Linked DNA regions of Mus musculus: all the other regions are linked to region 2. Evidence: chromatin loops called from intact Hi-C (ENCODE). Cell type or tissue: left cerebral cortex. All regions are shown on one strand. Region 1 holds the start of Gm13446 (predicted gene 13446). Region 2 overlaps Gm35202 (predicted gene, 35202). Region 3 holds the start of Rab14 (RAB14, member RAS oncogene family). Region 4 overlaps Gsn (gelsolin). Region 5 overlaps Gm39795 (a long non-coding RNA gene). Region 6 holds the start of 4930402F06Rik (RIKEN cDNA 4930402F06 gene).

Region 1 (5,000 bases), 51 kb before region 2:
AACAGATGCATGGTAAGAGCTGGAGAGGGGGCTTCCTTTCTCGTCCTGACCCGGAACGAGTTTCAGCTATAGATTTCTGAGGCTGGCTTGGTGGGAAGCCAGTCCCTGCTCATCTCTACTGAGAACAATCCCAGAGAGAATAAGAATACAAGGGCTCTTCCTCTGCCCTTCCTGGCCTTGCCTGGAGTCTCCTCTGTCCCAATGCCTCTTTCCTTGATTCAAGACACACACTTCCCCGCCATAGCAGAATCCAGGAGATCAACAGGCTAAGACAGGGGTCAGGTTGCACACCACTGAGATAAAAACTGGCTCAGTTTCCAGCCTCGTCCTGCCCAGAGGTTGCTGTTGGCAAACACAGGGGACTGAGAGAGGGGCTCCTGAGATACCTCTGGATGGGAAGGGGCTCCAGGGAACTCCAGGGCTCTGCCCAGACATGTTGATCCCTGCAACCACTCCGCACATCCACAATTTTCCAGGTTGGATCGGATCTGTGCCTTCCTGGAACAACATGAAGGAACCTTTATGGGTCATGCCCAGGCCATGCCACGCTTGAGATGGACAATTCTGGAAATGCCAAGCCTATCTATCTTACAGCCCAGACTCTGTGTCCTCAGGCTCCCCTCCAGGAACATATCCCTCCAAAGCAGGTCTGGGGATTCATGGGTGGCCTCCCGTTCCAGACCAAAATTTCTTCCAGAACAGGAGCTGTATTCCTCCCTCCTCCCTCCTCCCCTCCTCTCCAAGGACGGATTGTTACATGGATAAAGTGTCCCACTGATCACACAGGATACAGTGCCCTGTCGCCTTACTGTCTGAAGACATCAGGTTCACAGTAGGGCCTGGCTCAGCCCCACTGGGGGCTGCAGCTTGAAGCATGGCAAAATTCTTCTCTCTCTAGACAGAGCTGGGCTGCTGTAGGAGGAAGGGAATTTGGCCTTGACTCTGGGCCAGGCAGCCAGGCCTGGCTGGAACAAGGGAGTCTGGAGAGAGAAGAGCTATCTCATTTTAGTGGAGTGTGTGGTCTCCAAAGGGCCACAACCCTGAGAAGACTTGCCTAAGTCGTTTGCCATGGAAAACCTCCTTGGCTTACAGTACCTTACCTTACCTAAGGGCCCTGTCTCCCCAGTAAACCCTTCATCCTGCACTCTCAACCTCCTCCTCTCATCTTTACTCCTGCCCTCCTGCTTCTCTCTGTTGCTGGGAGACAGCCACCATATGCCAGCATCCTAGCCAAATGAGCTGCAGCCTGGCCAGCCAAGTAGCCAGTAAGCTTGAATACCTGTGTCCCTGGGGTCCCAAGCCTCCTGAAGCCCCCCTAGAAGAACCATTCTGTGGTTTCCAGACCACAATCCCACTCTGCCTGGGCTCTGACCACAGCAACTTTTCTCCAGCATTTTGCTTAGGGCTCCCAGGACCCCAGGGGAGCTGAGAAGGATAGCTCCCCAATGGCAGCAGCCTGGGGGCCTTGTGTACCAGAGAGGAAAGCGGGAGCTCTCAGCTCAGCCCTGGCCTTTAATTACAAGGTACATTCAGTTGCCTGCTCATTTCTGCTTCTCTGCAGACCTCACTAATTGAATTTGCCACAGCAGCAGGCAGACCTAGGGGACTGAGAGACCAAGGAGCAGGGGGCTATAAACTTACTTCCTTTCCTGCTTGGCCAAGAGCAAAGTACAAGAAGCCAAGAAACTCTATCCGGTTACCGGACCATGCCAGTGCCACGTCTAAGGGGACCCTTCAGCCCCATGACCCAAGGCCCAGGGCACCCATGTCTGCCCTAAGCCCAGAGACCAGGTGGCACCCAGATGCCTGCCTCCCCCGACCCATTTCAACTCTGATTCCCAAAGCTAAGCAAAGTCTGCTGGAGCAGTGGGCTAAAATCCCAAACTCTGCCACTTAGCCACTTAGCTGGCGCGGCTCACCTACCGTAGGAGTCGCCTGGGTCCAGGAGGGAGTCGGGCTCCATGGCGTGTGGGCCCCTGGGCCGTGGCCCCACCTGATTTATGAACCGAGGCCGTCTCCATGAGCGCCTGCGCTTCTCCTTTTGTATTCCATCTGGCGGCTTCTCCAACTAGATGACTGGGTATTCCTGCAAGCAGGCCCCTTTCCAGCCCTCGCCTTCATACAGTACATTTAAAGTAGCAGTAACCTTTTTTTCCTCCCCCCGCAGCCTGCCTGGAAACATTAGAAGGGACAGAGGCGGCGAGATGTCTAAAATAGGAAGACGCTGGGGACGGCTGGCCTGGCTGCCCGCGTTGCTGGCTGCAGGGATCTGGTCCGGCTGTGCAGATGGAAAAGCTAGAAGGTAAGGCTGACACGGAGCTTAACATCTGGAAGCTGGTTCTGGGACCTCAGAAACCCGTGCGAATGGATGGGGAGGCTGACCTCCTCGTGGGAGGGAATAAGGGTGTCTGCTGTTCACCGCCTAGCACCCCAAAGCCCAGGGGCTTCTCCCAGGCCTTGCAGGAACCTCCCACTCAAATCTGTTCTCAGACATTTCCTGCAGTGTGGGATGCAGAAATTGACTCATCCATCCATCCAGTCACTAAATATTTTTTTTTGAGAATCCAGTCCTTGCCAGACACCGTGCTGTGCTGGGTCTGCAGCAGAGAGCAAGGTGAAATGTCTGGCCCACTGCAGGGGCATCGGCACCCGGCTGTGCTAGTTACTGCAATGGAGCATGCAGGATCGTACCCCTGGAGCACAGAGAATAGGGGCTCACTGGAATGAGCGAGATGGTCATGGGTGCTCCCTGGGGGAAAAGGCACGTAGCAGTTAGCCGGGTAGAGAAGGATGAAAGGCATGCATATGAGACATTGGGTAGTCGTCAGATTTGTTCTAGTGGTTAGAACGAATAGATAGAGCTGAGCAAGAGATGGAGAGGGAGTTCAGAGAGGCTGGAGTTGGACATCTGGTTGGTGACATGATTCCAGTTGCCTTAAGAAGACCTCTCTGGCCATTGTGTGAAGGATGGGGCAGGGATGGACAGAGCATGTCTATAGCTTCCACAAGAGCAGCTGTGGTCACACGGGGACAAGTTGTTAAGCCCACCCACTGTGGTACCGTTTGGAGTGTTTACCCACCCGTTTCCCAGGAAAGTCTCCCAAGGGTGGCTTCTGCTAGAAACCCATTTCATAGACAAATACAATGCAGCTTAGAGATGTGTCCAGGCCACAGCTTGTGAGTGACCACCTGGGCAGGTCTGGGTTCCAGAGAGGTCACAGCCTTGGCACCAGGCAGTGGAAAGACAAAGAGGCTTTCATTAGCTTGGCATCACCCTGGCCCAAACCAGTGCAGGCCAGTACCATGGGCTCCTAGCAAGGAGTCCAGGAGGGGAAATGCAAGCAGAGTGAACCGTGTCCAAGCTGATGCAGAGGCAGGAGCAGAGACCTGTGCTGACAGGGGAGTATCTGGTGGGGAGCAGACAGACTGTCACGTGACTAGAGAAGGTTCCAGTGAGACGAGCACAGAGATAGAGCTCAGAGGACCAGAGGGACAACTGGAGTGCAGGCTTGCTCCAGGGGCCACAGGAAGCATCTGTTCAGACAGAGGCTGACCTCCTTTCCAAGGGGTGCCTGGGTGTCCCTTTGAGCAGCCCTTTCCCAACCTCCCCAACACACAGTGCTGCCTGCTGAAGAAGAGATACCTTTGGCCCTCTGCCTAGCTGAACGCTGAGATCCGAGCCGTCATTGGCCTGCTTTTTTGGAGGAATGGCTGTGGAGTTGGGTAGAGAGATCAAGAGGAGAGGGATGGGGGACATACGTCTACAGGACTCAGATCAAGTTTTTTCTGCCCTAAGTCCATGGTATGGGCTTGCACTGGCTTGGACCAGGGTGATGCTGAGCTAGCGGCATCCATACAGTCTATCCCAGCTGCTACCTAGCGGCTCCCAGAGAGCCAGTGGCTGCTGACGTGGTCAGCCTGGCCACAGGGAGGTTCCTCCTGCTCCTTCTCCCCTCCTCCACACTTTGAATGACAGGATCCCGGCTCCCAGCCTCCTGCTGCCTTAATTACAGGGAGGCCAGGCCCTACCCAAGCCTACTGTGGGCAGCAGGCTCCCTGGATCTCCTCATTAAGGGTGCCTGGGGAAGGGATACTGCAGGGGCTGGGGGGAGTTAAGTATAGGGAATGGGACCATGTTTCCCCAGCAAGAAGGTGAGTTCTCTCCGGTCCTGGGGCATCCTGGGGGCTCTAGGACTCACTACAGATCAGCAAACACTGGGGAGACTGAGGTAGGAGGGTAGTGAGTTCAAGGCCAGCCTTAACCACATTAGTGGGAATCTAAACTGGACTGGGGCAGGCTGGCAACAAGATGCTAGCTTAGTGTTTTGGTAAAAGCACTTGCTACCTAAGCCCGACAGCCTGAGTTTGATTTGCGGAAATCACAGCAGAAAGAAACAACTGAAATTTGTACTTTGACCTCTCCATGCTTGTAGAACACGAGTGTGTGTGTGTGTGTGTGTGTGTATGTGTGTGTGTGTGTGTGTGTGTGTGTGTGTGTATGTGTGTGTGTACATAAAACTCTACATTCAATCCCCAGCAGCACGTTAACCAGATGTGGTGGTAATGCCTACAATTGGGAGACAGAGGCAGGAGAATTGGAAGTTCAAGGTCCCACAGCTACAGAATGAGTTCAAGGCCAAGTTAGGCTATTAGAGTTCTTATTTTTTTAAAAAAATGATCAGAGTGCATTATGTGGAATTCCTAAATAATCAACAAAAATATGTTTGCTTGTTTGTTTGTTTGTTTGTTTGTTTTTAAAAAGGGTAGTCCCCTTAGCTAATAACTAGACTATGCCCTTAGCTGCTGGATGACTGGAGTAACTGGACCATCCTTCAGGGCTAACACTAGGCTAGAAGGAGAAGACAGCCTAGGGCCCGGCCCATCTCTCACAGTCAGTGGAAGGTATGGCTTCTCCCTCTCTCCAGCTCTGACCCTCTCCACAGCTTGGTGCAGCCAATGGGGAGAGCAGAGGCCCGTTCTCTAGCCAAGGAAGCTGAAGG
Region 2 (5,000 bases):
GGCCTAATCTCCTGAACTGCCAATTTGAAGCCGGTCATGGAGTCAGCCTGTCTCATCCAGGGTAGCTTTAGGAATGTAATCTAACAGTTTTAGGGAGAGAGAAAAGTAAAAGCCTGTAGACACCATGTTTGCTATGCTCAGGCCTGCTATCGAGCCAGCCCTTCAGAGAGCAATTGAAGAAGATGCTGGAATTGAAGAAGATGCTGTTGACTTCTGACCTGGGGGTGGGGGGCGTGCACGTGTGCATGCATACACACACACACACACACATGAATAGATAAGACATTTTTTTTTTTAAGTAAAAAGATGAGGCTGGAGAGATGTCTCAGCAATTAAGAGCACTTGCTGCTCATACGGAGGCCCTGGGTTCAGTTCCCTAAGTGCCTATAACTCTAGCTTGAGGGTCTCAGATGTTCTTCTGCTTCCTGGCTAACGTACTTATCTATGGGGAGTGGGGGTGGGGTGTGTGTGGAGCGAATGCTGTCACGGTTCTAAGAATCAACCTGTGTAACAGATGGGGTCAGAGAAGGTCACTCTCCCTACTTCCTCTCCCACCCCCGCTCAGTCTTCTCACCTATCGACTGTAGATAACAGCAACAGTCACAGATCCATGGTTCCAGGATTCCCTGGAATGCCAACAGTAGTGGGTGTGTCAGTCCCTTAGATGAGATGGCAAACAGCCACAGAAGTTGAGCATTTCCCTCACCCCTGTTTACTTAAATCATAATTTAAGCTTACTTTTGACTCCTAACACAAGGAAAGGGTTAAGAGACTAAATGTATTGTCTAGGAAATCCTGGTTAAAAAAAAAAAATTGGTCCATGCTCACTACAGAGGGGCTATCGTTGCACATGTGGCTGCAGTGTGATTCTGGTGTTTGTAATATATTTGCTCTGGGGGGGTGGCTGAATCCAGGAATGGAGAAGCCGTGGGCTCAGAAGTCATGGAGACGGAGCACCCACGACATTACTGAACATCCTCTTTTTACACTATCTCATTTGTTCTTTACTTAAACCACATGTGGCAGGAATTTCTGTTCTTTTACACATTGGGATTTGAGGTCAGGACAGCTCTGCAACTTGTTCCAAGGTACCTAGTCCATGCCTGTGGGTGGCCAGAGTCCATGTGGCCACAGGCTTTGCCAAGTGTTCTCCAGGTCTCTGTGGCCTGTTTCTGTAAGCCTGATTCTTACTGGGTTGTCGACCAAGTGTCCCACGCCCAGCATTTCCCACGCTTGGTGGCTATAAATAGCTGTTTTGTGCTGGAATAAGTCAAAGCCTTTTTCCCTCAGGACTGCAGAAAACACCCCACAGAGGGCCTGCAAAACACAGCTGCCCGAAGCGAACATAAGTAAGCTCGTAGCCATTCCCCCCTTCTTCTTGTGACATTTGAGAGCATCCCAAGCATTCATTTGGGAAGGCTGTGCTTTATAACTGATGTCACCCCTGGGTAGTCACAGACAGTATGATCCAAGAGGTCCTTTTGGGGGGACTCTGGTGACTTTCCAAAGGAGCTTGCAGCCTGGGAAACATCCTCAGAAAGAAACTGGTCCTGGAAGAGTTCGTAGGAGAACAGGACAGGCATCTGGGCTAGCCTGGTCCACTGCACAATGAGTGGGCTAGCCTAATCCACTGCACATCAAACATGGCCAGCCGCAGTTTCCTCTGCTTCCTGAGGATAGTTCTAAGTTTGCCATGATGTTCTTTCCATCTTTCCATGGCTAGAGGCAAGTGCTAACCATCACTTCTCTGCTGCTGGCCGTTGCAGAGATACTCACCTAGAGGGGCGGGGGGGAGGGGGGGTGGTACATGGGAAGTAAGCAGCAGGCCTCAGGGGAGCAAGCTCTATCAATGCAGTGTCTTTTCTCAACTTGTTTGTTCTGAGACAGGGTCTTCCCACAGAGCTCTGATTAACCTCGAGCTTAGGGTGACCCTCCTGCTTCTGCATACCTGCCCCCCCAAAACGTTAGGATCATAGGCATGAACCACGATGCCTAACCATTCTAGACTGTCTTTTAAGTTTTTTTCTTATTTATTTTGTGTGTGTGATATGTGCGTGCCACAGCATGTGTGGAAGCCAGAGGACAACTCTCAAGAATCTTTTTCATTTGTTTACCACACGATTCCTGGAGATTGGAGCCAGGACATGAGACATGTAGGCCCATGTCTTTACCCAGTGAATCATCTTGTCTGTTTCCATACCAGAGTGTACTAATGATAGCTTAGGTACAAGAAGGAAATGTGAAAATCACCACATGAGGGGTTGGAGAGATGGCTCAGCGGTTAGGAGCACTGACTGCTCTTCCAGAGGTCCTGAGTTCAAATCCCAACAACCACATGGTGGCTCATAACCTCTGTAATGGGATCTGATGCCCTCTTCTGGTGTGTCTGAAGATAGCACACTCACATAAAAGAAAGAAAAGGCAATCACCTGGGAGGAAAGTGGTTATCCCCGGGGTGTTTTCAAGGACATCCTGGCACTGCCCTGTTCACCTGCTTCCCAAGGCTGCTCTACCACAGACAGCAGTAGAGTCTCACTCTGAACACTACATTCCTGAGTCACTGGAGTCTGGGTGTGTCACGTGATCCCCTGGGGCCAATATGCACACTTCGGAAGGAGTTCTAAGGCTTCTTCACTGGATAAGGTTTGTAAAGCGCTTAGCCCACGCTAAGTGCTGCTTACGCGCAGCAGACCCTGGGTACTTCCTCTGCGGCTAAGTGACTTCCAGCTGTGCCGCTTAACAGGCTGGGTGTCTGCACAGTCTTCTCAGACTGGGAACTGCAGTTTCTAATCCCCAAAGTGAGAGGAATCATATGCGCTTCAGAGTCATCAGGACACTGAATGAGATAATGCATGAAAGTGTTCTTCGGATGCTGCCAAATGCTATGTAGTTGAAGTCACCAAGGCAACAGCAAGGGGTTTTTTGAGATGGAAAGTTGAAGCACCTACTACCAACAGCACCTTCTAAATCTCCCAGGAACTGTGTGCTAGCAAGTAGCTCCCAAGGATTGACAACCCTTTACACTGCAAAGAGCTGTGGCTGGCTGGGATAGGGGTGAGGGTGAGGGTTGGGCAGGGGAGGGGAGGGGGAGGGCACTGGTCTAGTGCTAGAAAGAGTGACTTTGTTCCTTAATTAGGATCTAGCCTGGTCTCTGGCAGAAGACTGGAAGGAGGTGATTACTTGTGAATAGATGTGTTTATATCACTTCCTCTAACCCCATTGCCAGCCTGCAGAGTGTGCTGCCAGACTCAGGAAACAAAAGCATGGGACATGCTGGGCGGTGGTGGCGCACGCCTTTCACTTCTGGTAGAACACAAGTATTTTATTCTGTCAGAGGCAGTAAGCATGCTTGCTTTAAAGCTTTAGAGTGAGCTGCTCGCTCTATCTCCCAAAGCTGATTTTGTTTTACAGGTCCTTTCAAAGATGGCTTATAGCAGCAGTAGCCAGCACAGCTCTACCTGTAAAACTTGGGTAGCTCTGGCAGAGCCTCTCCCAACAGCAGCTCAGCGTGCAGCTGTGGGGTGGGGGGACAGTTGTGGCTTCTTCCCATTGTGTGTGTGTGTCCTGAGATAGGCACTTGTGGGGGGCTGACATACTCCTTATCTGTTGCCAGCTCTCTGCCCTGCCAGCCTGCTTGCTTTTAATGGGAAATTTGAAGTTGTCTGTCTGATAGCACACACATAAACCTATCAAAAGTAAAGATAAGAGCCTGGCGTGGTGGCGCACACCTTTAATCCCAGCACTTGGGAGGCAGAGGCAGCGAATTTCTGAGTTCCAGGCCAGCCTGGTCTACAGAGTGAGTTCCGGGACAGCCAGGGCTACACAGAGAAACCCTGTCTTGAAAAACCAAAAAAAAAAAAAAAAAAAAAAAAAAAAAAAAAAAAAAAAAGTAAAGATAAATAAGGAAAAAAAGAGATGTGCCTTCTGGTTTCTGTTTATGGAATGTAGAGCTCATTGTTTGATAAAGATGTCATAGGAGCTGAGATAAAGGCAATGGCCCCTGCACACATGTAATCCCAGTGCTTGAGAGGTGATGATAGGAGGTCCTGGTGGAGTTAAAGACATCCTCAGCTTCATAGGGCCATTCTGGGCTACATGAGACCTTAATTCATCCCCTCTCCAAACTGATGGCTTCTTTCTGTAAAAGAACAACAACAAAAACCTGTTTTCTTTGAGGCCTCTGCCAAGGTCTCTGCCCCTGTGACTTCCATGTCTCTGCTCTGGACCTGCCTGGTGTGTCTCCCCTCCCTGCACTTGAACTCTGCTCCATTATCCACCGCGGCCTGCAGAGAGGCTCCCCTTACTTCCCCTTCCTCTGATGAACACACTTTGCCTTAGATAATTTCAGCTCAGACTCTGCCCACTCCTGGAATCTTTCTCTGAGTAGTTCCTTTTGACACCACCTTACGTGGATTTCTGCCTCACCCTGTGCACAGAGAACGGACTGTTCTGCACACTGGAGGCCTAAGCCTGGACACTGCAGTCTTGCTTTGGATTTCAGGCCAGACTCTTCCTCATTCTACTCCATACCCCAATGGGCCCCAAGTTCTTCAGCTGTCAAGTAAGATCCTGATGAAGGAGACCAAAGGCCTGCCACTCGATGTTAAAGTCACTGTGTCATGATGGTGACCCATGGTGTGGTGGTTTGTATATGCTTGGCCCAGGGAGTGGCACTATTTGGAGGTATGGCCTTGTTGGAGTAGGTGTAGCCTTGTTGGAGTAGGAATGCCACTGTGGGTGTGGGCTTAAGACCCTCATCCTAGCTGCCTGGAAGCCAGTCTTCTGTTAGTGGCCTTCAGATGAAAATGTAGAACTTTTAGCTTCTCCTTTACCATGCCTGCCTATATGCTGCAGTGCTCCCCCACCTTGATGATAATGGATTGGACCTCTGAACACGAAAACCAGCCCCAATTAAATGCTGTCCTTATGAGTTGTCTTGGTCATGGTGTCTGTTCACAGCAGTAAAACCCTAACTAAGACATATATAGCTTGCACATTTT
Region 3 (5,000 bases), 310 kb after region 2:
ATACCATTCCCAGAAGAGAAAAGGAAGCATAGTGAAGACATACTGGACCAAAGCAAGACTGAAAATCAGCAGGGCAAACTCTAAATTCTGCATCAGATGTGTGATATCAAAGCGCTCTCCACATCTCCAACCCCCTTTAGCTTTGTTGGCTGAAACAGACTTCTTTCTTGGGATGGTTCCACATTTAGTCGGCAGCTTTCCTTGTCAGCTCTCCTACAACTCTGGCATCGCAAACATCTTGGGGTCTCCAAGGCAATCCAGGCTTCACCTTCACAGATCCATGCAGTGGTCTTTCTAGATCTCCATGTAGAGGACAACGCTGACTCATTCCTGGCTTCAGTGGCTTTCCTTAGCCATGGAGAGAGATTCCACAGTCCATATCTGGTATCCTTGACTCTAAAGTCAGAACCATGTGCCTGAAGCTGCCATGATCTTCTCTTTGCTGGGGCTGGAACATGGCCCCTTGTTCAAATACATTTTCACCACCTTTCTGCTTTCTATGGTTTCTTTAATTGCTTAAAAATTTCCTTAATCCCTTTTGACAAACTGGCAGCTTAGTTGAGTGGGGTCCTCCCCTGAGGCCACCACTGCCTTTATTCCATTTAGCATCAGGCTTTTCTTTTAAACTTTTTCCAGAGCCCAAGACTCTTAGCTCCATTATACTTTCTAGTGCTATAACTGTGCATTCTGTATTTCTCTCTGCCCAACTTGCTTCTTTTCATTGTAGATCTAAATAAAAGTGACCACTAGTGACACAGTCAACACTAGGCTATCTTGAAATCTCCTCTTCCAAGGCCATTAATTCATTAATTCTTCAATTTATCCTCCAGGAATTTTTAGGACAAAGTGGCCATATTCTTTGTCAAAATATCACAAGGATGGCCTCTAGGCCACTCATTATTCCCCTCTGAAATATCTTGAGTAGGTTCCTATTCAAATTGCCCTCGGCACTGTCTTCCATGTTCCTACCAGGATGGCATATTAAGCCCCACTTAAAATCTCCAATGCTTTTTCTAGTCCAAAGTCCCAGTTGTTTCCATATTCCTCCAACAAATGGAATGGTCATGACTGTCACACAACACCCCAGTCCATGGCACCAATTTCTATCTTATATATGTCATATGGGGCCCATTCTTATTTAAACCACCACAATGAATTAAACCACTGACCTCCAGGACTGGAAGAGAGTACCTTATGCTTATCAAATAATAATAGTCCCCATTCAAGGTATTATATGCCAGGAATTTTGTATGCATTGTCTATTTAATTTTAACAAGAAAGATAGGAATTAGATATCACATCCTTACTTTGGAGAAAAGTCTGAGGACCTGAGAAAGTAAATGACATGTATAAAACTGTTGTCTGTATCATGTATTTATCAAAACAAGAGATTTTCAAACTGCTATGTATTTTTCTAATGACATCTCACTTTCCTAAGGCAGAACCAGTTTACAACGAAAGGTTTTAAACGCTTAGAATTGCGACTTTTCTTTGGGGGTTCTGGAAAGGGCCATTTTATCCACTAGGCATGGTAGGGATAATGGTTACAGTCCATAGTCCCTTCAGAGACACACAAGATATGTACCAAATCCTTTAAAATCATGGGGGGAAACCTGGGTGTGATGGTGCATGTCTTTAACCATAACACGGGAATACAGAGACTGGCAAATCTCTGCAAGTTAGAGGCCACCCTGATTCACATAGTGAGTTCCAGGGGAACCAGAAGTACATACTGAAATCCTGTATTGAACCCCACTCCACTCCTCAAAAAAAATCAGGAGAAAAAAGGTCAACTTCTATGCTGAAAAAAAAAATTGCTTTGCTTTGCGTTATTAACATATCCATCCTTGTGGCAATGTAATTGTAAAATATAAATTAAACGTAAATGTAAGATAAATAACGTAAATGTCAAATAAATAATAAGATAAAAAAAGGAAATGTAAGATAAACGTAAATGTAAGATAAGTAAATCCACATCCAGGTTCTACAAGGCAAAAAGACGAAAGACCAAGAAAGTGAAACTGTTGCTTTCACCAAGGTGTCTTGGGAAGGTGGGAGTGGGAAGTGTCTTGGGAAGGTGGGAGTAAAAATGTCAAGTTTCCCTCTTCCTGTTGCTGGTGTCCGCAAAGCAAGGTTAAGCTAGACAAAGATGAAACACAAGAAAGGGCCACCTCCTAGCTACATGATTATACAAATGGGTTGGTCAATGTGAACCACCCTTTTGCCTCTGATGGCACGAGAAGCGTCTCTGGGTGTTGGCCAGCCTTGTTCCTACTAGTCTCCAATTGGTCTGTAAATGTTGAATAAATGCAGTAAATACGTGTGTGTTCCAGAAGCCGGTATACAGAGGCGGCCCAGTGATAAGCAGTTACGCGTATTAAAAATAGTTAGGTCTCTAACGGCGACAATTCTGGACAGACACTGTCAACCCTTAGAAAACAGCGTGCGAACCTGCGCAGTAACTCCGCCGGGAGGCGTGGCACACGACTACGCTTGCGCAGGCTCCTTTCCCCGCCTCCTTCAGGCGTGAGGACCAGTGGGGGCGGGCCGAGGCCGAGGCGGGTCTACTCCGGAGGGGCGAACTGACGAAGGGGCGTGGCCGTCAGGTTAGTCTCCACCACCCTCTTCCGGGCTCCGCTGGCTGCGCGCGCATCCTCCCCCCTTCTTTTGTGGTCCGGCCCATTGCGAGGGTGACAGGAAACCCTGTGCAGGGAGCGCCGCCATCTTGGGCCAGCCCGAGGAAGATCCTGAGGGAGCCGCAGGAGCAGCCGCCGCCGCCACCGCGACTGCCACCCGAGTGTCTGCAACCTCCGGCCAGCCCGCCTACCTGCCAGGGCCTCGGCTGACGGATTCCGGCCTCCCTCCCGCCGCGTCCGCCCTCCGCTTCCTCGTCCTGACGTCCCCCTCCCGTCCGGAAAGCTGCCCAGCCACCAGCAACCCCCCAGGTAACCAAGGCCTTCCGCAGGGGCCGCCGGAGCCAGCCTCCCAGCCCGGCCCTTCCAAGGGGCGGAGGCGAGCCGAGAGGTAGGCGGGCGGCGTCCCGGGCTGGGCCCCGCAGGCCGCGGCCAGCCCGGGGGTCGGCGGAGGGCGCCGGCCTGACAGGACTCCGCGGGGCGAGCTGTCGCCCGCGCCGTCCCGGGCGGCTCGCGCTCCCTGCCCGCAGCCGGGCTCCGAGGCGTGCAGGGAGGGTGTGTTCCCACCTCATCCGTCCGACCTGCGGGGCACAGCCGCGGCCTCCGCAGGCCCGAGTCTCGCCGCCTTTGCCCGCGGCTGTAGAACACCCCCGCAGTGTTGCCCCACGCGTGGCGCGCCGGCCTGCCACCCACGAGCCCCCAGCCGTGGCAGTCCCACCCTACAGGGCCTCAACAAAAGGCAGCGCTTCGGCGTCTCGGGCTGGCTCCCGTGTCCTTGTAAGCCACCGCTCTGTCGTCCCGGCTGAGGATTGGGCGTGTGGGACTGTGCGCGAGGTTCTCCGAATCCCTGTAAAGTCCCTGGCCAGCCTGCACTGGTTGGAACCTAGACAGCATCTAGAAAGAACGAAGGGAAAAAGTTTGGGCATCTCGAGAATTTGAGAAAAGACGATGGAACGGGAACGCTAAAACTCCAGTGTGTGCCAGACACGGGTTTAGGTGTCTTCACACATAGCTTGCTTGCTTCGAGTGCCTTTTGAGAGTTTTCCGCATTTTTTTAATAAGGGGCGAGGGACGGACCGAAGCCAGAAGTTGTCCTGTAGCTGAGTAATGATGGAACACAAATGATGGCTTCTCCCTATCCTGGCTGGTATGTTTTGTACTACAGTACATTCCACGAGGGCTGAGATACACAATACTGGATCGGTTCAGAGAGGAGACAACTGAATTCCATTTTCTCTCCATTCACACTGGGTGAGAACTGATAAGACCCAAAATCTATCATGTCAGCTGCTACTCTGGCAAATGCTCCTTGGAGGAGAGGTGGTGGTAGCATGTCCTCCGTATTTGTGAAGAAAGCTATGTTCTTGGTGGCTGCACAGCCAAGTATGGAAATTCTTGGAAAGTTTACTGGTCATGACATGTTGTTTCAATTACCTTTTATGTAAATGTGATTGTTGAGTACAAATTTGACCCATTAATAATGCAGCTTCCTCTTTTCCCTTCCCTGCAGCAGGCGATTATCTCGGGAATTCAGTGTAACTAGGAAATGGCAGAACCCAAGGCACAAAACCTTAGCCTACACGCTTTCGTGCATGGTCAAGTAAAATCGCCCAAACCATACCTACATGTTAGTTACTGAATTGATCCTAACCAAGTTAGCTAACCTCCCAGACTCAGTGTCCTTATAAATTGTGCCCACATTTCAGGGTCATTTTAAGGATTAACTAGAATTAAAGAAAGCTCAGGTTTGACATGCAAGTTGCCTGTAGTTTTGCTAGCCATATAATGGGTGTTTAATATCTGTTGGACAAGTACTGTCGAAGTAGACTCTGGCTTAATCTTACCTGCCCATTTAGTAGTATATAACCATCAGTAAATCACTTCTGACCCGGTTTCCTAACTTGTAAAATGAATTTTTAGGGTTAGAAATTGTTTATAAAGTAGCTAGTTTATATTAGGGGCTCAGTAAGTGGAGTTATTGTAAAGGTGTAAAAACCTTAGATTATAATTGCTATTGAAAATTCCTTGGAATTAAGGCTTTTTAAAAAAATTTGCTTTATATTTTTCATGTTAAATTGTATATTTGTAAACTTAAGCTTTGCAACAGAGCTTGAAAATTTCTTGCAGCCAGGTTTTATAGGTCTTATTTGCATACTCTTAGCAAGACTTGTAAGATAAAAATGTTCAAACTATAGCTCTCGAGGTGTTTATGACATTAAAAACGTTAGCAATGTGGGCCTGGCAAGATGGCTCAGTAGGTAAAGTCTTTTGCTGCCACGCTGACAACCAGACTTAGATTCTGGAACCCACCCAGAAGGAGGAGAGAAAGGATTCATGCTAGTTATTCTCTCTAATATCTACATGTGT
Region 4 (5,000 bases), 210 kb after region 2:
GCAAACAAAAAGCAGAAGCTTTTAAAAATATGGGATTGCCAGACAGTGTGTGCACTTGATTCCTGGGTACCACTCTTCAGGGGCTACGGTCATAAAGGAGCGGTAATCGGTGTCACAGTCCCAGAAGGCTTAGGAGACCCCTTGGGGTCCTAAGCCCTAGAGATGTCCCATGGGATCTTGGGTTAGGGCCTGGGCCAGGAAAGACTGAGGAATGCGGACCTGGTGACACAGAGTAGACACAGACAGATGCACAGCACTGCATCAGCCGGCCCACGGCTGCCTGGGCTGTGAAAGGAAGCAGGCGGGGCAGAACTTATGTGAGAACTGACCAGGGTTTCTTGCTTTGGTTTCTTTTGTGGGTTTTTTTTTTTTCAACTCTTCAGTAGGTCTAAAATTATTTCAAAATGAAACTTCAATGGAGAAGAAATATGACAACTATTATTCAGACAAAAGTCTGAGAGTGTCTAGTAACAGGGTCACCAGTATGTTATTGTTTATCTTTCAGTACTAGGGGAGGGACCCAGAGCCGCCAGCATGCACACAAGTGTTCTGCCACTGAGCCACACCCTGACCCCCAATGCAAACTTAAAGTAAAAAAAAAAAAACAACACTTTATAAACTATCCATGAGTTTTAACAACACAATCTGCTTAGGTGGATCCAGGGAAACAGGGACTCCTGCATGTAGCTGGCAGGAGTACAGGGATATGAAAGGCCCAGGCACTAGCCAGGGAAACTGGAGCTATCTATCAAAATGACTGACAGGTCCATTGACTGGCAATCCACTCCTGGGAACTCATCATAGAGACTTCTCTACACACCCACCTGTTGCTTAAAGTCACTGACACTGATGAGACAGCGGACTAGCACCCAAGCATGCATGGGTGTGGGAGCTTGTCAGTAAACCACAGTACAGCAACCCAAAGGGATGGCATGGCTGTTAGACACACACCCACTCCAGGAAGCTGTAAATTTCCAGGAAGGTAATAGCCAAAAGGCCAGCTACAGGGAAATGTGCTTAGTGTGCGCTTACATTATACATCCTTCCAGTAATCATGCAAAAAGGATAAATAAAAATTGCCAAACTGGTCAAGAGGAAAGGGTGGGGCTTGGCAGATGAGTCACAGGTGTAACGGAAAGTTCAGAATGACACCTTTGGGCTTTGCTTTGGATCTGGAGCAATGTGATTCTATGTTCTTCTGTAAAACAATTATTTAAATGATTGATATAATTAATAATTATAATTTAAATAATTATTATAATTTAAATAATTATAATTGATATATATGTATATATCACATATTTCTGTAGTATAGAATAATCTGTAATTATTACAACAGAAGCCTCTGGAAAGATAAATTAGTATTAGCACTTGGCACTGCCTGGCAAGAGCTGCTGGGTTGGTGTGTCTCTGTCCCTAAGTTGGGCATGACAAGAAGTTCAGGGTTGTGACTCTGCTTGAGAACGGGCCCCAGCAAGGTATGGCTGTCCAAGCTCAGGCCTCTATACTCCAGACTCCCTTTGTCAGCATATTCAGGCACAGTTATGGCTCCACAAACTCCCCCCTAAGACTCAGCAGTTAGCCCAGGCTCCTCACCAGTTGTAGATGATCTGTCCCTGGCGGCCACCGTGGCGGTAGTTGTACAGAATGATGTAGCTGTCGCCTCCATAGAACTGCCCGTATGTGGCAGGGTCCACTGGCACCTTGTTGGAACCTTCAATTCTCCAGATCTGCAGAGGCAGAGCTGAGGTCAGACACTGCAGTGTGCCCTCTGTCACCCTGGGCAAGCTGGGACCCCAGTATAGTGGACAGTGTGGAGAACAGGACAAGTTTTTCATGGGAACGCGGTGCCATCCAGGCCCAAGCAAAGTTAAATAAAGTTAAATAATTTGCCCGGCGCTCAGAGCCCTTGAGAGGCACAGCAGGATATGATCGCAGAGTTCCCGCTCTACCTCTTCCCACCACGTCTGACCAGATGATCTGTTTCTCCCCCCTGAAAAGCCCCTCAAGACAGCTCTAGATTAGAAGATTGAGCCAAGCCTGAGTCAAACCTAAGCCATGCCCCCTGAGAGGTCATATGACTTCCGATGGCCCCTCTCAGAGCCTCAGCTTTCTCACCTGAAAAGTGATGGTGACAACAGCCATAAATGGTGTCAAGCCTTCCATTCTAGTCATGAAGATGCCATGATGCCCCTACCACAAGCTAGCTCTATTAGGCCCAACTGCCATTAACAGGATCGGCATTATATCACCAGTATTTCCACTCTCCCTATGGATTTTATAGGTCACTTTATTCATCGGGGCCATAGTTGGGTGGGCTCATAATGACCTCCCTCTGCAGGCAGATCTGTACAAACAGCGCTAGCAACCAGTCATCGGGAGGCCCTCCAGTGACACCTAGTGGTCAAGTGGAGGCACTGAGCCCGCAGCATGGAGTCTTGGAGGTGAGGAGCATTTGAGGCTCAGAGAGGTTGAGTAAATGGCCAGGCTCAACTCTCTGTCTACCAAACGCTTTCGCTGCCTCCTCTGCACACTGGCCAGTAGTACGGAGAGAACAGCACCCGTGACAGTAATGGTGACTGTCGCTATGCCTCTTAGGGGAACAGTGGACGCTGACCTGGAATGGACTCTGGGCCCCAAGCATCTATGAGCACACCTCCACCTCTCCACCTGCACCCTGTCTCCCCACTCCCGGGTGCTTTATCTCTCCCCTAACCGATCAGAACGACCCCTCCCCATTCCCAGATGTTCTAGCTCATGTTTCTACCTCTTACCTATTTTTTATGGCGGGCCTTTAAAGCACAGAACCAAATCTGTCATACATCTACTAAAACCAAAAGAAAACCCAAGCTATTTTATTACTGCCGTACCCCATGTGCTGCACTCATGGTCCCTCTGGCACCATGCTCCTCAAAAAACAGGTCCTGCCTGGAATGTGTCCCTACTCCCTCACAGCAAACTCCCGCTCCTACTGTGCTAGCCAATCCCAGCCACCCCATTCCCACTGCCTTCCCTGTGTTCCCACAAAATCCCAGAGGTTCCCTTCAGCTCCGGGAACAACGGATTTCAAGACTCTACTGTGGCTGTGGTCACCTCCCTTCCCACCCAGGCACTCCTGGGGAGGAAGATGGAGTCTGGGAGCCTGGCACACAGTAGGTACTCAGGGAATGTTGATTGTTAAAAATCAAACAAACAAAAAAAGTGGAAGTGAAGAATCTCATGTACCACAGGCTGTGGTGTAAACTTGGGAGAAACACCCTCGGGGCGGTAGAGGTTGGGTGTGAGCTATAGCAGGTAGAGAGACAGGGAAGGGAGGCATCTAGCCAAAGCCAGCCCAGGCACAGTGACACTGTAACAAGTACTTAGAAACTGCTTTTTGTTAGAAAGCACTGGCTCACAGGGTAACTGAAGCCAGGAGAACACGGAATTCTCCATCTTGTTTAGGTCTGCATCACTTGCTCAGCTCTGCTTATAGACACGTTACTTCAAGAGGAGTCTCGCAGACCTATCTCATCTGCCTTTGCTCCTTCAAGGCTGAAGGCACTCAGATAAGTCATTGCCCTGAACCTGTGCTCACTCTTGAGGAGCTCGTCGCCTCCAGTGATGGGGAATATCCAAGAGAGCGGGGCGCACCCTGGAGTCAAACTGGCCTCGATATGCAGACTAGATATCAGATGATTAACCACGCCATGCTTGGCCCAAGACTGCTTATTCATACACACCTCTAGCCCCAACTCTCCCTATATCTAAACCCAAAGCTCAAGTCAGTGCTGTGAAGATGGACTTGGGGGAGGGCTTGGGGCCCCTTTTTTTTGTTCTCCCCAGTTTGACTACATTGATAAAGCCTCAATCTGCCCTTCTCTATCCTTTAGCTGGTGTAACGGGGCCAGTGACTGAGCCTGGGCTGTGGAATTCTTTGCTGTAGAACTGTGGTTGCAATTACCTGTTTCTGGCCAGTTCCATCATCATCCATGCCGTGCTGAGCGGCCATGGCGGTGGAGGTGTGCAGCGTAGCAGCATCGAAAGGTACGCGCTCCACGTTGGCAATGTGGCTGGAGAGGTAGCCCAGGCCGGGGCCGTCTGTCTGGTCTGGGTCCCGCCAGTTCTTGAAGAACTGCTTAAAGAGAGGGGTCTCACCGCCCTCTGGGAGAACTGAAACCTGGGAAGGGAAGAGAGGCTTAGGATGTGGCCAGGCTGCCTAGCAGGGGTCTTAGGGAGCCTCAGGGGCTGGTTGGTCCCTGAGGAGGATGGGGGACCCTCTCCATCCCTCACCCCCACTGAACATGCTTCTCCCTGACATGAGAACCTCACCTGGGTCTGCCTGGGGTACTGCATCTTGGAGATGAAGTCAGAGGCTGTTTTGAGGGCAGCCTTCCGCTCCTCCATGTTGGCCTGCTTGCCTGCCAGAAATCAGAATAACAATGTAAGGCTAGTAGCCAGAGGTCCCTGGAAAGGGGTAGCCAGTCCACCTCCCTGTTCTCCTTACATTTAGACAATAGCCAGAGAGCATCACCCCTAATCCCTGAGGGTTCCTAGCTCCAAGAGACACTCCCCATCTCCTGGCCAATAACAGCAACCATGATAACCACTGTGGTCAATTTACTGAATACAGATTCGGCGCTAGAATGACACTCAGATTATTCCATTTAATCCACACAACAGCCTTAAATCACGAAAGTCATGGCTGATTTGTGCCCTCTCATATATAAGGAAACGGGATCTCAGAGAAATCATAGGAAATTAGCCAGCCACATTGGTACAGACACCCAGGCTGCACACTTTACACAGAAGCCTCTTTCCAAGGCAAGGTGATCCTGCCTATCCACTGCCTGGCCTCTGTTCCAGCCCTTGAGAGCCTTTAAGAGTCAGGTGAGGCCCTGGCCAGTCCATGCCCACATCCCTCAGACAGACAGCCCAGACTCAAGGAGCCTCTCAAGTTCTTGCTGTCCCTACTCACTTCCCTCCCTCCCGTCTTCCCAGCATCAGTGTCAGAGGAAGCA
Region 5 (5,000 bases), 240 kb after region 2:
GGAGGAACAGGCAGGCCTTTGTACTGCCTGCTTGCTGAGCCCCAGATCCTACCATGACAGAGCCTGCTGGGGCCTAGGGACACACAAGAGCCAGAGCTCAAGTACCAAGCTCTTGGGACCATGCCTGTCCATCTTATACGCCACACCAGTGTCACATACATACCATGTGACTACATCGCAAGCCAGGCCTTGTGTCCCTTAGGCTTCATGGTAAGGTCTACTTTGTATGTGAATTCACACTTGCCTTCAGTCATGACTACTGACCTGCACACACTGCTATGCCCACTGAACTGTGGCTCAGCCCTGAGCAAGACATGCCATTCCTTGTTTTGGACTCATAAATGGTGTTCCTCGCCCCGGGGGCATATGTAGCCTAAGGGGCAGGGACAATGCAGTGTCACAGTTAAAACCACACCCACCAGCCTCTTTCACCACGTGACCTTGCCAAAGCAACTTCTGTCAGTGCCTCACCTTCTTCAGATCTAAAATGGAATGACAGTAACATTTCTCTGGCAGAATGGTGTAGATTAAAGTAGATAACGCAACGGTTTGCATCCCAGCACCTGCATACTTGGTAAGCACTCTGAAGTATAGCCTGAGTCTGTGTGCCGTGCACTAGAATCCTATGTCTGCTGTGAATGAGGCACTGTGCGTGCTGGGGCAACCCTAACAGCCTGCAAGAGGGTGTGGTTATCCCTCTTACTGAGAAGAAATCCTAGGTTCAGAGAAGGATGACAATTTGCACAGGGCCAGAAAGGAGAGGGGGCAGGAAGCTAGACACAGATGCTAATTAACTGTGGGCAGAGCACTGGAGGAGAGATTGTAGGGAGCACTGGAGGAGAGACTGTAAACACAAGGGAGGTGTTGGGGAGGGGAGGGGAGGTGATGAAAATGTTCTTTCCACTTGTGATGACTTATGCCTTTAACCCCAGCGCTCAGGAGGCAGAGGCAGGAGAATCTCTGTGAGTTCCAGGACAACCAGGTCTACAATTTGCTTAAAAAAAAAAACGTTTATGGAAATGGAAAAATATATATATATACATTTTTCTCTAATCAGTTATGTAAAATATATTTTAGGGATGTTGTTTTGGAAACAAAAGCCCTAGTGTTCGGCTGGAGAAATCAACTTTCCATTGTCAGCAACTTGAGACCCGCCTGGAGCGGCTGCCAGTAGAGAGTGGCTATGAACATGTCTGCAGACAAGGTGGGCCAGCACAATCCTTGGGGGGACCGGGTTTGGAAATTGTGCAAACTCCCAAACCTAGCCCCAGCCTTGGACTGTGTAGATCTGGGTGGGCCCAGGAACCCAATTCTAAGAATCAACCCCCAATGGGAACCACTTGGTAAAAATCATAGTTGGGAAAACTGAGGCTAAGCAGGAGAAGGGGACCTGATGGGTCTCCTTAACCAAACAGCAGGACAGCTGGGACTAGCTGGTCCCTTTCCTGTTTTCTTCTCTCCTTTCCCTCTGCCTCCTTCCTAGGGCGGGCTGCTCCTGCCATCAGCTGTGACTCAGAGTTCTGAGTCATCATGTGGCACTACAGAAGGAACTTCTTAAGAAAAACAATCCCTTACACAAAACTCCCCTGTTCTTAGGAACAGGATAGGCCCCAAGGGCTAGGAGGAGGAGAGAGAATTGGGGCAGCGTGGGAAGCCAGGACTGCCCAGACCTGACTTGAGCAGAGCCCTACACAAGGAGCCTCAGTTCCTCACCTGCAAATAAGACTTCTACTGCACACAGATACTCAGCATGCAGCGGGCATCATGACAAGAACTCTGTGTGTGTGTGTGTGTGTGTGTGTGTGTGCATGTAGAGGCTAGAGATCTTAATTTGGGGGGGGGGGCATGTTTACTCCTTGAACTGGGAGCTCACATATTGGCTCTAACAGTCTAAGCAGGAAGCCCTAGGTGATCTTCTCTCTGCTTTCCCTTCCCACCTCGCCTTGCCTCGCCTTCCCTCTCTCTCCTCCCCTCCCCTCCCCTCCCCTCCCCTCCCCTCTCCTCTCCCCTCCCCTGGACTCTGGTTATAGAGATGCCAGGGAGCCAACAGGTGTGTGGGGCCAGCACTTTACCTTCTGAGCCATCTCCTCAGCTCCATGATATGAGCCTCATAAGCACCATTTAAAACTTACGGTGCCATCATCCAGCTTCGTAGATAAGGAAACGGGCTCACAGAGCTTCAGCTGAAGACCAACCACACAATTGGGAACCTCAAATCAGAGTTTAAATTCAGGGCTACTTGATTTTTTGAAGCCTGTTACTCTGTGTGTGTCTCTCTCCCCCTCTCTGTCTCTGTCTCTGTCTCTGTCTCTCCCTCTTCCTCCCCACCCCCCCTTACAAAGCACCTACTGGCTGCTCTTGCAGAGAACCTGAGTTCAGTTCCCAGCACTAAATGGCAACTCACACCCATCATCTGTATGTAACTCCATTTGCAGGGGATGCAACGTCCTCTTGGGGTCTCCTCAGCACCAGACACACATACAGCGATGAAGAGATGCAGGTGAAACACATAAAATAAAAATACATCGCATTTATTTGTTTATTTATTTATTTTTAAGATTTTATTTACTTGCATGAGTTCTGCCGGCCAATATCGCTGTGCCACATGCATGCATTGCTCTTGGAGGCCAGAAGAGGGCATCAGAACAGGCAGAGAACAGTTTGCTGGCTAAACTGGCTAACCTGCCTGCCCCGCCTGAGCATGCTGCAGAAAGCACCCTCAAGTCCCTGCTACTTGCCATTCCTGTTAGGGCTTCTGTCCTCAGCCATGGCCGGGCAGGGCAGAAGGGAAAAGGCCTTTGACATAGGCCAGGCTAATCACACAGGCCTATAAATAGGACCCTGTGGCTTGGGCTGAAATAGCTGCGCCAGCCCCGACTCCACAGGCAGCAGAGTACAAACAGCCTCCGCCTCCTCTCCCCCACAGTTAACCGAACATTATTCACGCTCCTTGGAGGCAGCGGGTTGGAGCAAAGAGCCACACCTACCTAGAGGGAATCCTGGACCTGGGCCTAGGCTCCTTTTTTTCTGCTTCTTATTTCCATTGCTTCTGCCTGGGACTCAGTTTCCAAAACTGTGAACTAGGGAGGTCAGTTGTGAGCCTTTGGGCCCTTCCAGCCAGGATGCTCTTAGTCTGCCTGTGGCACCCTCTGCTTTTCACACCTACTTCTTTGTGCCCTGCCCCATCAATTTGGAAACTGTGTTTTATCATCGTCCTCAACCTCCTCCTCCTCATCATCATCATCATCATCTCAGTCCTGGGAACCAATCCCAGGGCCCAGCCTACCCTAGGCAAGCATTCTTATTATCTGAGCTATATCCATAGCCTCTGTTGTTGTGTTGTTTAGGATTTTTAAGAACCTAGCCATCCTGAGTGCTGAGAGCCCAGGATGAAGAGTTGAACAAGTCCTGACCAGTTCCTCCATGCTTGGCCTTGGGCCAGACACCAGTGCTAAAGGCATTTCCAACCCTCCTTTCCCCACCCCCAAATCTTCCTGGTGGCCTCTGTGAGCTCTGCTGGGAACATCTTGTTTCTGGTTCAGATTACAGACTTGTGGCCACAGAGGAGTCCCCAGTGGGCAACTTGTGACCTGGGCAGGGCCTTCACCAACGGTAAAACCAAGGCTCCCCAGCCGTCCCATGTACTTAAACCAGGCTTCTCGGCTTCTTCCCAGCCACCATCCAGCCCTAGTTCATGGGTGCAGAAAGCCAAACTGAGAGGGACTGGGGCACCTTCGGGTTAGAGAGATAGTGACTCAGACTCAGACTCAGACTCTCTCACTCCTGAATCCAGAGCTGCAGAGATCTAACTCAAGTCAGCCTAGCTGGACAGTGGGGACAGAACCCAACAAGAACAAAGAACAGAGAAGACCAGCCTGGCTATTCGCTATTCCCCTCCCCATCTCGCTCCCCCACTTTGTGTGTGTGTCTGTGTCTGAGTGTATGTTTATGTATGTATGTATGTATGTATGTATGTATGTATCTGTATAAATGTGTATATGTGTATGTCTCTGTGTGCCAATGTGTGTGTGTGTGTGTGTGTGTGTGTGTGCGCGTGTGTAGTGAAGGGAAGCGACAGGGCTTCACTGGTAACACACATTCTCTCCTACCAGCTCTCAGCATTGCCTGCTCTGACCCACCCTCCCCTTTGCCTTCCACCAATTGGCTGCTCTACAATCCCATCAATCAAATTATTCCTCTCCTTGACAGCCATCTATGCGGTGACCCAGAAAATTGAAACTAACTTTCAAGGTCTCTCTAGACATCCCTGTCACCTCCGGCCGCTCCCAACTCAGTCTCCACCCATGACTCACTTGTCCTCAGGCACATTGGGCTCCTCCAGGTGACCAGCCCCTTGCACATAATGCTCATCTCAGCCCAGTGCTAATCTCAGGGGCATGAAAAGCTGACTGGCTCCCTGGGCGTCTTGGAAGTCAGCAAATGCACCCTGGGTATCAGCCACCACTGTCTCCTCATGGATTAAAGTATCACTGCTCTTGCAGGATGGTACAGCTCACCTCTCTTTCCAGTACAGAAGTCAGCAAGGGCTGCCTAGGAAAGGGAGGGTGGGGCAAAGAACCAAGAGGATCTTGGGAAAGCGCTCATTTCCCAGGACTTCTCAACATAAGGCCTCACATGAGGAAGCACTGGGGCACTTCAATGAGGAAAACCCTAAAGCAACAACACCACATTGGGTGTGTGTGTGCGCCCGTGTGTGTCTGTATGTGTGTGTACATCTGTGTGTGTGTGTATGTGCATGTGTGCATACATGATGGTTCCACTAATAAAATTCTCCTGGTCTCCCACTGGGAAGCTCCTGAAAGCCCCCAGTAGCCTGGAGTAAAACCCACAGTCAAGGGCAGCATGGCCTTATCCCCTTGTCTGAACTTTCCCCATTCCCTCTGAGGGATGCTCTCCCTGCCTAGCCACCCTGCTGTCCTGTACTCAAGCTTTTCTGCACTGTCCACCTGCCCCACCCCCCACCCCCACCCCCGGGCACC
Region 6 (5,000 bases), 110 kb after region 2:
GATTTTATTAAAGGTAATTTTTAGACATTCTTCAAAATAAGAATTCTTGTTTATAATTGAATAAATTATTTTCTCAGTATATTCTGGTCTGGTATGGATTATGCGTTGTATCCTGAAGATGTTCAGAAGTGTCAGTTGTGATTGTCCATAATCATAAAGGATTTTACGATACCTTGAATGAGCTTCACAAAGACAAGATTACAAAGAACAGGCTTTATTCTCAAATTATAAAGTGTGCTCTCTCTCAATCTCTCTCTCTCTCTCTCTCTCTCTCTCTCTCTCTCTCTCTCTCTCTCTCTCTGTGTGTGTGTGTGTGTGTGTGTGTGTACACATGTGTACATGTGTGAGATCGCCTGGCAGAGCCTTCATGAAAAGACAGTCTATGAGAGCACTGTCCAGCTGCCCTGTGTTCACCTAGGACATGTGGCTCTCTTCTCGCCAGCAGTCTGGTTTCTGGACAATCTGATTTCTATGAAAATGAGTGCTGTATTTGCAGAGGATTATCTTGTCTGGAGTCATTGGTACTGTCCATCTCGTAAGAGGGAATGACTGTCTGAGGGATGACCTGGGCCTAGGTACTTCTGTCTTAGGATTTGATTGCTGTGAAGAGACACCATGGCCAAGGCACATCTTATAAAAGAAAACATTTAACTGGGGCTGGCTTACAGTTTCATAGGTTCGGTCCATTATCATCATTGAGTTGCATGCAGGCAGACATGATGCCAGAGAAGGAGCTGAGAGTTCTACATCTTGGTCTGAAGGCAGCCAGGACAGACTCCCTTCTGCAGGCAGACCGGAGTAGGGTCTGGATCACAAAATACTTTAGTATGAAACACCTCTTCCACAGTGACACACTTCCTCCATTAAGACCACACCCCTAATAGAGGCACTTCCCTTGTGCAAAGCATATTCAAACTACACAGTCCCCCAAACGTGAATTTCAGGTGCTTTACTAAAACTTAGGTTCTTGTAGTTTTGGGAACGGCTAGCTGAGGGTGGGCAACTTCACGATAAAACAGTAGGGACAGAGGGAGGGCAAGGTCACTGAGGGGAACAAATCCTGGGGACAATCTTGCCTGGCTCCAGCCTTACCTAAGGTCTTTGCTGCTTCTGGGCTTTACAAGCTTATGAAACCAGCAAGTGGAGTGAGGCTTCCTTTTGTAAGGCAGTCATTCTATTGGACTGCTCTAGGATTGTGAGTTCCTCAAGATGCTGTGTGCCTTTGCACCAACCGACTCCTCTCTGTCATTCATCTCACAGGCTCTGTCTCACAGGGATCTACTGAAAGAGTGGGGGAATGCAGCAACATCTATTCCATCATGCCTCAGAGGACGTGTGTGTGTGTGTGTGTGTGTGTGTGTGTGTGTGTGTACATGAATGCACATGCAGATGTGTGTTTTGCACGTTTGTCTTTGTGCATTGTGGAGTCCAGGAGTTGACATCAGATGTCTAACTCAATTGTTCTCTACCCTATCTTTTGAGCCAGGGTCTCACTACCCCTGAACGGAGCTCACTGACTGTCTAGAGTGGTTGGCACTGAACTTGAGTGGAGTTTGCTGATTGGATAGACTGGCTAGCACTGAACCTGAATGGAGCTTGCCGATTGGCTAGGCTAACAGGCACTGAACTTGAGTGGAGTTTGCTGATTGGATAGACTGGCTGGACTCCAAGCTGCAGGTCATGGTCTGCAGTCTTCACAACAGCAGCCCTGGAGTTCCAGTGGCATGCCCTCACACCTAGACAGTTTATGGGCGTTCTCTGGGATCAGATTAGTGTTCACGTGGCAGACACATTATCAGCTGAGCCATCTTTCCAGCCTAGGCATGCTCCCCACTCCCTCCCAGTGTAACAGACATCGGGCTTGTCTACAAGGGAGTTGCTAGGTTGGGTGGACAGAGGTAACAAGGCTCATTCTAACTGGATGGCACCAGTCAATGTGGGGTCCCAGACTGAATACAAAGGAGAAGGCAGGCAGAGCATCAGCATCTCTCTGCTTCTCGACTGGAGATGGGACCAGCTCTCTCACATCCCTGCTACTAGCATTTCCATCTGTGGTCCAGCAGACAGAACCTTTTCCCTGTGGTTCACAAGCTGCGACCTCGGGGTTTCAGCTTGGGTTCAGGTTGAGGCTCTATGCCAGTGCCATGGCCAACAGGGTTCCGTGCTGCTCGCAGGGCAGTAAGTCCTGGCCTCCTTGTCTCCCCACAGCAGCACATCAGCGGCTCTCAGCTCACATCTCCCTTCCAGCCCTCGCAGCCACTTGGCAATGACAGTGGCTGCATTTGCATTTTTTTTTTTTTTTTTTTTTTTGCTTGTCCTAACTGGATCGTGAGTGTGGGTGCTACTGGCATGTAGTGGGTGGATACAAGGGCACTGCTAAGTGATTCACACTTGCACAGGGTGGCAAACTTCACCCCATCTCAAGAAATGTCATTCGTGGCAATCTTGGAGCGGCTGGAATTACACTCTTTCAGAGTTCACTAACAGATTTATCTGTTTGCCTGTGTGGGAAACTCTAAAGCTCCACTTCCTCCCTAGAAACCAGAGCTAAGACAAAGCAGTTCCCTCTCGTGGACACCAGGGGGCAGGAGTTCCAAAGAGAACCAGTTTCTGGAGTGATGAAAACATTCTTTTTGGTGCTATTAAAGGCAGCGTCATTTGTATAAATGCTATTGATCCTTCATATAAATGGAACTAGCTCTATAGCTTAGTGGTGCTGTAGGTGTACTGTGCAGTTTATCAAATAAACAGGTAGAAATCAACCCTACATATACCACAGTTAATAAAGAAGGCATAAGGGAAGTAGGAGGGAATCTTAACGCTGACTTAGAGGAGAGACACATTGCTTATGTGCGCCAAGGGTGCTACTGTTTGTAGGTGTGGTATGGTTGAGATGTGGTTCTCCCCGTGGAGTTCACACTGAGGTTTGGTTCCAGTGGATAGTGCTGTGTTAGGCATTGACTAGGGATTAATGCTTTTCTATGAGTGAGCTGTCGCTCTGGAGATGGGCTTCTGTGACATGGTTGTTAGCAAGCCTGGCAGCTCCCCTCCACCACTCAAACCCATGCTCCGCTCCACACAGTGCCTCTGGCTGACTGCCACATGGTTTTCAACAGAAACTGAATGGATTCTGGGACATCTGGAGCTGGAGGAACATTTTTTTTTCTTTTTGTAAAGCACCCAGCTTCGGTATTTTGGTGGTAGCAACACAACACACACCAAGAAGTGATCTGGAATTCAGTGGCCCTTGCTTCAACTGCTCTATCAAGGGGAGCTATAGCCTTCAACAACCTGTCCCACCCCTCTCTGGGCTACTCAACTTTATAGGTGACACTGGTCATCAGCATCCATTGGGTAAGAAAGCATCCCAGTAGCGGCGACCACTTGACGACCTCCTCCAGGGTTTCTTGGGCAGCTTACTGCTTTGTATATTTATCAGGTGGACAGGAGACAGTCGGACACTCCCTGTGGTGGAACACCGTCTCCAGAATCCACAGGCAGCCCAACGGAGTTTTTGTCTTTCTTAGTGGCAAGGGACACAACATTTATTCACAATTTACAATTGGCTGCATCTTGGAATTTCCTGGATTGAGAATATTCACATCTGGATCCCATCCAAAGATTGCTGCTGTTCAGTTGTCTTGGTGTAGGCTTGACATCGGGGGTTTTAAAACTTTCCTGTGGGACTGTTAGTCTTGGGACCTTGGAAATGACTGCCATTAGAACAATTTGCTTTTTGTGCATGGCTTTTATTTTGATGTTGTCTTTTTTGGTTTGGGTTTTGGGTTTTTTGTTGTTGTTGTTGTTGTTGTTTCTGTTTCTGTTTTGTTTTGTTTTGGTTTTGGTTTGGCATTTGTTAAAGTTCTTAAATTTCTCTATTAATCATTTTCTTCTAAATTGAATTTGGAAATTTTGGGTTAAATTTGATTTCTGCTCCATTTTCTGCTTTATTAAATTTGTTATATCTTATTTGTGTGGAGGTCCCCTTTAGAGGTCATAGGACAACTTGAGGGAATCAGTTCTGTTGTTTTACTATGTAGGTCTCAGTGACTGAACTCAGGTCCTCAGACTTAGCAGCAAGCACCCTCACTCACTGAGCCATCTTGCTGGCCCATTCCACTTTATCTATGAAACCAGATATATACACATGATAAACATTTTTTAAAAAGATTTATTCATTTATGTATATAAGTGATGCATTTGCATGTGTGTGTACATGACAGAGAGAACATCAGATCTTATTACAAATGTTTGTGAGACATCTTGTTGCTGCTGGAATTGAATTCAGGACCTCTGGAAGAACAGCTAGTGTTTCTTAACTGCCGAGCCATCTCTCCAATCCCAGCTAGACTTCTTTTTTTTTTTAATTCAACTAATTTTTTATGATATTCAACACAATATATATTTCTATACCAATCATAAGAATGATGGACATGTTATTAAATGAACATAAAGTAGATAAGTAGATTTTTGTTTGTTTGTTTGTTTGTTTGTTTTATTTTTAGTAGAGCTTTAAAATCTTGGCTTACTGTGGTACAAACCCTAAATAAGAACAAGTTTTAAACATTGGAGTTCATTGTAATAAGGCTGTACTTCAATGTCCCTCACATCATCAAAGGATTTTACCTCCATAGTAGCTAAGCTAAGAGTTGACAGTTCTGCTGCGCCAAGGAATGAATTGTAGGCACGATTATTTGGATACAGATTTCCTGCTATGTTCAAAGCTATTTGATTTGAGTGATTGTCATCATTCTCAGCCCACAGGGAACAGGTCACATTCATTTAAGAAATGGTGTGTGTATTAAGATGGTCTATCCACGAAGCCATTCATCAACTGTTTCAGTGAGCCATGGTTCTGCTTGGAGGGTGGCACAGACATGAGGTGAGGGTAAAATACTGATTCATTGGCTGTGATGATTTTGAAAAGTATTCATCTCAGAAAAAAGAGTAACTTATAAGGTCCTCTTCTTCAAAATTGATACAATAATTGTAAATATCAA

What was found. Peaks named below come from ENCODE experiments on the same cell type or tissue, not always from the same donor. Only the 100,000 strongest peaks of a DNase experiment are listed, where the experiment ranks them.
Region 1: a loop joins it to region 2, with 5 times the contacts of the local background. A loop is called at or near these places in 2 of 42 quality-filtered maps.
Region 3: it touches region 2 in a loop (2.8-fold over the local background); 2 of 42 quality-filtered maps call a loop at or near these places.
Region 4: a loop joins it to region 2, with 2.4 times the contacts of the local background. A loop is called at or near these places in 20 of 42 quality-filtered maps.
Region 5: it touches region 2 in a loop (2.9-fold over the local background); 2 of 42 quality-filtered maps call a loop at or near these places.
Region 6: a loop joins it to region 2, with 8 times the contacts of the local background. A loop is called at or near these places in 7 of 42 quality-filtered maps.

The regions. Positions count from the first base shown.
Region 1 is chr2:35,555,536-35,560,535 of GRCm38, reverse strand. It overlaps Gm13446 (predicted gene 13446), which reads left to right and starts at 1,834. Exons shown (of 4, transcript NR_045894.1): 1 at 1,834-2,080; 2 at 2,168-2,302. It also overlaps a transcript of Dab2ip not described here. In left cerebral cortex, no CTCF peak of the experiment used is centred here; DNase peaks (open chromatin) are centred at 2,155, 2,469, 3,041, 3,603 and 3 more places; H3K4me3 peaks cover 2,908 bases; H3K27ac peaks cover 3,239 bases.
Region 2 is chr2:35,505,011-35,510,010 of GRCm38, reverse strand. It overlaps Gm35202 (predicted gene, 35202), which reads right to left. Exons shown (of 2, transcript NR_168303.1): 2 at 3,919-4,138. Among named protein-coding and RNA genes, the nearest start is that of Gm35260, 2.7 kb to the right of the region's middle. In left cerebral cortex, CTCF peaks have their summits at 2,380 (motif pointing left) and 3,224; DNase peaks (open chromatin) are centred at 1,175, 2,749 and 3,258; H3K27ac peaks cover 3,132 bases.
Region 3 is chr2:35,198,705-35,203,704 of GRCm38, reverse strand. It overlaps Rab14 (RAB14, member RAS oncogene family), which reads left to right and starts at 2,585. Exons shown (of 8, transcript NM_026697.4): 1 at 2,585-2,945. In left cerebral cortex, a CTCF peak has its summit at 2,489; DNase peaks (open chromatin) are centred at 2,593 and 3,423; H3K4me3 peaks cover 2,992 bases; H3K27ac peaks cover 1,722 bases.
Region 4 is chr2:35,295,525-35,300,524 of GRCm38, reverse strand. It overlaps Gsn (gelsolin), which reads right to left. Exons shown (of 17, transcript NM_146120.4): 8 at 4,312-4,400; 9 at 3,944-4,159; 10 at 1,597-1,730. Among named protein-coding and RNA genes, the nearest start is that of Gsn, 16 kb to the right of the region's middle. In left cerebral cortex, a CTCF peak has its summit at 2,401 (motif pointing left); a DNase peak (open chromatin) is centred at 2,395.
Region 5 is chr2:35,268,528-35,273,527 of GRCm38, reverse strand. It overlaps Gm39795 (a long non-coding RNA gene), which reads left to right. Exons shown (of 3, transcript XR_003954036.1): 1 at 1-574; 2 at 1,078-1,204. It also overlaps a transcript of Gsn not described here. Among named protein-coding and RNA genes, the nearest start is that of Gm39795, 2.7 kb to the left of the region's middle. In left cerebral cortex, a CTCF peak has its summit at 2,639 (motif pointing right); DNase peaks (open chromatin) are centred at 738, 1,553, 2,674 and 2,900; H3K27ac peaks cover 2,961 bases.
Region 6 is chr2:35,395,260-35,400,259 of GRCm38, reverse strand. 4930402F06Rik (RIKEN cDNA 4930402F06 gene) reads left to right here and starts at 3,086. Exons shown (of 6, transcript NM_001080709.2): 1 at 3,086-3,354. It overlaps Ggta1 (glycoprotein galactosyltransferase alpha 1, 3), which reads left to right. Exons shown (of 8, transcript NM_001145821.2): 8 at 1-81. In left cerebral cortex, a CTCF peak has its summit at 2,581; DNase peaks (open chromatin) are centred at 1,706, 2,517 and 2,979; H3K4me3 peaks cover 259 bases.